Regions from separate parts of the Homo sapiens genome. Here region 2 is linked to region 1. A link is an interaction called in ENCODE POLR2A ChIA-PET data of the cell type or tissue named here. Cell type or tissue: GM12878. All regions are shown on one strand.

Region 1 (2,500 bases):
TTTTTTTTTTTTTTTTTGAGACAGGGTCTCACTTTGTTGCCCAGGCTGGAGTGCAGTGGTGCAATTCTGGCTCGCTGCAACTTCTGCCTCCCAGGTTCAAGCAATTCTCCTGCCTCAGCCTCCTGAGTACCTGGGATTACAAATACCCACCACTACGCCCAGCTAATTTTTGTATTTTTAGTAAAGACGGGGTTTCACCATGTTGGCCAGGCTGGTCTGGAACTCCTAACCTCAAGTGATCCACTGGCCTTGGCCTCCCAAAGTGCTGGGATTACAAGTGTGAGCCACTGTGCCCAGCTAGCCACAGTGCCCGGTCTAGTTGTTAAACGCTTAGATAATTCCTCTCCATTGGAGTTATAACCTTTTACTTTACTATATAATTTGCTTATTTATTTTATTTATTTGCCTTCTGCCCTACCTTTCCCTATAAGCACTATGAGGAAAAGGATTTTTTCCTGTTTGGTTTCTGCTGAGATTCAGATGCTTGCTCTGCCAGTTTTACTAGCGAGACAATATATGTAACCTCTCTGTGCCTCAAGTTCATCATTTGTAAAGTGGATATAATAGTGTCTATCTCAAGGGGTTGTTGTGAAGGCTGAACATGTTAATATACATGAAACACTTAGAACAGTGCCTGGCACATAGTAAATCATTGCTGTTTGCTGAATTTTTCTCATGAAAGACTGGATAGGGTGACAACAGATGATAAATGCAATCCCAGCTCTCTCAGATCAGCCATGAGCCAGTGGCCTTTAAAATAGTTTGAAGGGCGTATACATTGAAGTGGTCCACTTAACTACAACTATTAGCTTATATGAAGACATAATAGCTACCCTTTTCCCAATTAAAAAAATAAATAAATTTTGTATTAGTTTGCTTGAGCGGCCATAAAAAAAAAAAAAAAAAAACTGCCACAGACTGAGTGGTTTAAACAATAGACATTTATTTTCTCACAGTTCTGGAAGCTAGGAGACCAGGACCAAGGTCCCAAAATCAGGATTGGTTTCTGGTGAAGCCTCTCTTTCTGGTTTGTAGATGGCTGCCTTCTTGCTGTGTCCTCACACAACCTTTCCTCTGTGTTTGTGCAGGAAGACAGTGGGGATGGGGGTGGAGTGGGTGGGGGAGGGATTGGCGGGAAACGGAGAGAGGGAGGGAAGGAGGAAGGGAGGGGGAGGGGGATAAAGAGGGAGGGAGAGAGAGAGAGTGCTACGGTTTCACTTCCTCTTCTTATAAGGACACCTGCCCTATCGGATTAAGCCCCAACTCTTATGACCTCATTTAACTTTAATTACCTCTTCAAAGGCCCCATATCTAAATACAGTCATGCTGGGGATTAGGGTCTCAACATATGACTTTTGGGAGGACACAATTCAGCCTGTAACAAGTATTGACTATTACATTAGTAAAAGGGCTCTGATGACTTAGAGGAGATGTGTACTAAAAATGTATTCTTTCTGAATCTCAGTTTATTTATCTGAGAAGTGGGGATCTTTGAAATTCTTGTGGCCAGATGTATTTTGGTATTCAGATAATTTTGATTTTAGAAAGAAAAAAAGTGTATATACTCCAAAGAACATAAGATGTGACATGACAGGAGGGCCTAGGACAGCACTCCCTCATTCAAACATGTGACCTGTGTGGCAGCAAAATGTATGAATGTTCACTCTAAGTGGATAAATGAAGATTATTTTTTAAAAATTCATGTTGGTTCAGGTCAAGTTTTACCACAAGAAGAGTTTGCCATATACTTAGGGAAAAATACTTGGGTTTTCAGAGCTTTTTGTATTTCAGAATTGTGGATAAGGATTGTGGACCTTCTATCATAAAGTTTTGGAGAGGATTAAATATGTAAAGTACCTGACATATAATCAGAACTTAATAAATTATTATCATTATTATTAACATCAGCACTGTTTTTAGTATAATGTTGCAATAGTAGTTATTATGAGGCTGTAAAAGCGAAAGTCCTGTTAGAAATGTGTCTCAGTTTCCCCAATCAGTCTGGCCTGAACTATGCATTCTGATTTAGTGAGGGTTTAGACAGAACTAAGAGGACTGGTAACCCCATGCTCAGTGAGCGGTGGGGTGAAGAGGCTGGTGGATGTAGTGGTGGAGGACAGAGACCTAGGTAACATTAGTTCCCAAAGTAATCATGATTATAGATACTTCACAGGTAATTTAAAGTGTGATGCTGGCCAGGTGTTGTGGCTTATGCTTGTAATCCCAGCACTTTGGGAGGCTAAGGTGGGAGGATCACTTGAGGCCAGGAGTTTGAGACCACCCTGGGCAACAACATAGTGAGACCCCATCTCTACCAAAAATAAAAATAAAAATAATTAACCAGGCATGGTAGTGTGCATCTGTAGTCCCAGCTACTCAGTAGGCTGAGGCAGGAGGACTGCTTGAGCCCAGGAGCTCAAGGCTGCAATGAGTGGTGATTGCACCACTGTAGTCCCACCTGGGCGGCAGAATGAGACCCTGCCTCAAAACAAAACAAAAC
Region 2 (2,500 bases), 490 kb before region 1:
GATATTTGATATTTTCAGACTACATTATAAGTAATATTTAAAATTGTTTTATTTTCTAGCTTTTGTAAGAAAACAACATATAGAAATGTAACGTATTTTTCTTTTTAATATAGACCTTAAAACCTTCAACCTTACTGAATATTTTTTTTCTTTTTTTTTGAGGCAGAGTCTCACACTGTCACCGAGGCTGGAGTGCAGTGTGGTGTAATCATGGCTCACTGCAATCTCGAACTCCTGAGCTCAAGTTATCCTTCTGCCTCAGCCTCCTGAGCAGCTGGGACTATAGGCATGCACCACTGTGTCCAGCTAGTTATTTAATTTTTTTGTAGAGATGGGGTCTCATCAATGTTGCTCAGGCTGGTCTTGAATTCCTGGACTCAAGCAATCTTCCTGCTTCAGGTGCCCAAAGTGCTAGGGTTACAGGTGTGAGTCACCGTGACCGGTCTCTAAACACTTTTTTATTCTAATCCTCTAATTCTTTTGGATTTTTGTTATACACAATCATGTCAACTGCAAATAATAAAATTTTAATGAACTTCTTAAAGTAATAAATTTTAATAAATTTTAATTCCTCTCTTCCAGTCCTCATAACAGTGAGTTCTTTTGCTTGCCTCCTTACACTGGCTAAGACCTCCAGTAAGACACTGAACAGAAGTGGTGTTAACAGGCATCTGTGTCATGTTCCAGATCTCAAAGGGAAAGCTTACAACATTATTATTAAATATAGATATTTGCTGGGAGGGTTTTGTTTTTCTAGAAATCTTTTGTCAGATTAAAGAAGTTCCCTTCTATTCTAGTTTGCTAAGGGGTTTTATCATGACAGTGACAAATTTTATCAAATGTTTTTCCTGTATCTAATGAAATGATCACATAACTTATCGCCTGTTTTCCTATAAATGTGGTGAATCTAAATGATCTTCAAATCCTAAACCAACTTCACATGTCTGGAATAAACCAATTTATTTTTAATGTATCATTTATTCTATATATTGCTGGATTTCACTTATAAATCTGCATCTGTATCGAGACTACTGGTCTGTAATATTTCTTTGTTGTAATAACCTTGTCAGATTTTCATATCAAGATCATGCTGATTTCATGAAATAAGTTTGATATGTTGCTTCATTTTCATTGGCAAAGCCATCTATGCCTGGAAGTCTGTGTTTATGTCTAACTGTGTGAATGTCTGTGTGTAAAGATTTTTTTTTTTCTTCGAGATGGTCTCTCTCTGTTGCTCAGGCTGGAGTGCAGTGGTGTGATCTGGGCTCACTACAAGCTCCGCCTCCCCGGCTCATGCCATTCTTCTGCCTCAGCCTCCTGAGTAGCTGGGACTACAGGTGCGTGCCACCACGCCTGGCTAATTTTTTGTAGTTTTAGTAGAGACAGGGTTTCACCATGTTAGCTAGGATGGTCTTGATCTCCTGACCTCATGATCCGCCCACCTCGGCCTCCCATAGTGCTGGGATTACAGGCGTGAGTCAGTGCGCCCGGCTGTGTGTAATGCTTTTAAATAATTAATTCTACTTAATAGCTATAGAACTTATACTTTCTTTTCTCTGATGTCAATTTTACTAAGTTATATTTTTCTAGGAACTACTAATTTCATCTAAATTTTAAAAAATTGGGATTTTATAATATTCACTTATAATCTTATCTTTACGTCATTGTGGTAAGAACACTTACCATGAGATCTACCTTTTTAATAGGTTTTTAAGGGTACAATGCAGCATTGTTATCTACAGGCACAATACTGTATAGCAGGTATCTAGTCCTTATTCATCTTGCATAACTGAAACTTTATGCCCACTAATCAGCATCTCCTCATTTCTCCCCTGCCACCGGACCCTGGCAACTACTATTCTACACCCTGCCTCTACGAGTTTGACTATTTTAAAAAACCTCATATAATCTACATATAATCTTTCAAACGTCTGCAAGATGTGTAGGGATGCTGTCTTTTTCATACCATTATCTGCTATTTAGGAGAGCGTTTTTTGATTTTGTTGATTTTTTTCCAAAGAACTTTCAGCTTTGTTGAGCCTCTATACTCGATGTTTGTATTCTACTTTATAATTTCTCATCTTTGTGATATATTATCTTTTAAGGTCTGGATCTGTAATGACGCCACCTTTTATGGATTTGTGACTCTCTTATTTTCTTGATTAGTCAATTTTATCATTTTTTAATCATTTTTTCCCATGAACTTTTGACTTTGCTGTTCCTCTACTGTACGTTTTTATTTCCTAAGTTTCCAAGTTTTAAGTTTCCACTCTTCCTTCTACTTATTCTCTTTAATGTGTTCCTTTTCTAATTTCTTAAGATGGTTAGTTCAGTAACTTTCCATCTTCTTTTTAAAAAAGTCATATGCATTTAAAGGTATATATTATCACCTAAGCATGGAATTAGCTACATTTCACAAGTTTTGATATGCAGCATTCACATCATCAACTTTGATAACATATTTTCTTCCTTAGTGCACTTAATGCCTAGCTAACAGGAG

The links. ChIA-PET counts read pairs that join two places held together with the same protein. Peaks named below come from ENCODE experiments on the same cell type or tissue, not always from the same donor. Only the 100,000 strongest peaks of a DNase experiment are listed, where the experiment ranks them.
Region 2: POLR2A ChIA-PET joins it to region 1 with 7 read pairs; 2 of 35 experiments call an interaction of 5 or more read pairs at or near these places.

The regions. Positions count from the first base shown.
Region 1 is chr18:35,173,110-35,175,609 of GRCh38, reverse strand. No RefSeq gene overlaps it. Among named protein-coding and RNA genes, the nearest start is that of ZNF397, 67 kb to the left of the region's middle. In GM12878, no CTCF peak of the experiment used is centred here; a DNase peak (open chromatin) is centred at 1,209.
Region 2 is chr18:35,667,953-35,670,452 of GRCh38, reverse strand. All of the region lies in intron 3 of GALNT1 (polypeptide N-acetylgalactosaminyltransferase 1), which reads right to left. All of the region lies in intron 1 of LOC105372065 (a long non-coding RNA gene), which reads left to right. Among named protein-coding and RNA genes, the nearest start is that of MIR3975, 77 kb to the right of the region's middle. In GM12878, no CTCF peak of the experiment used is centred here; no DNase peak of the experiment used is centred here.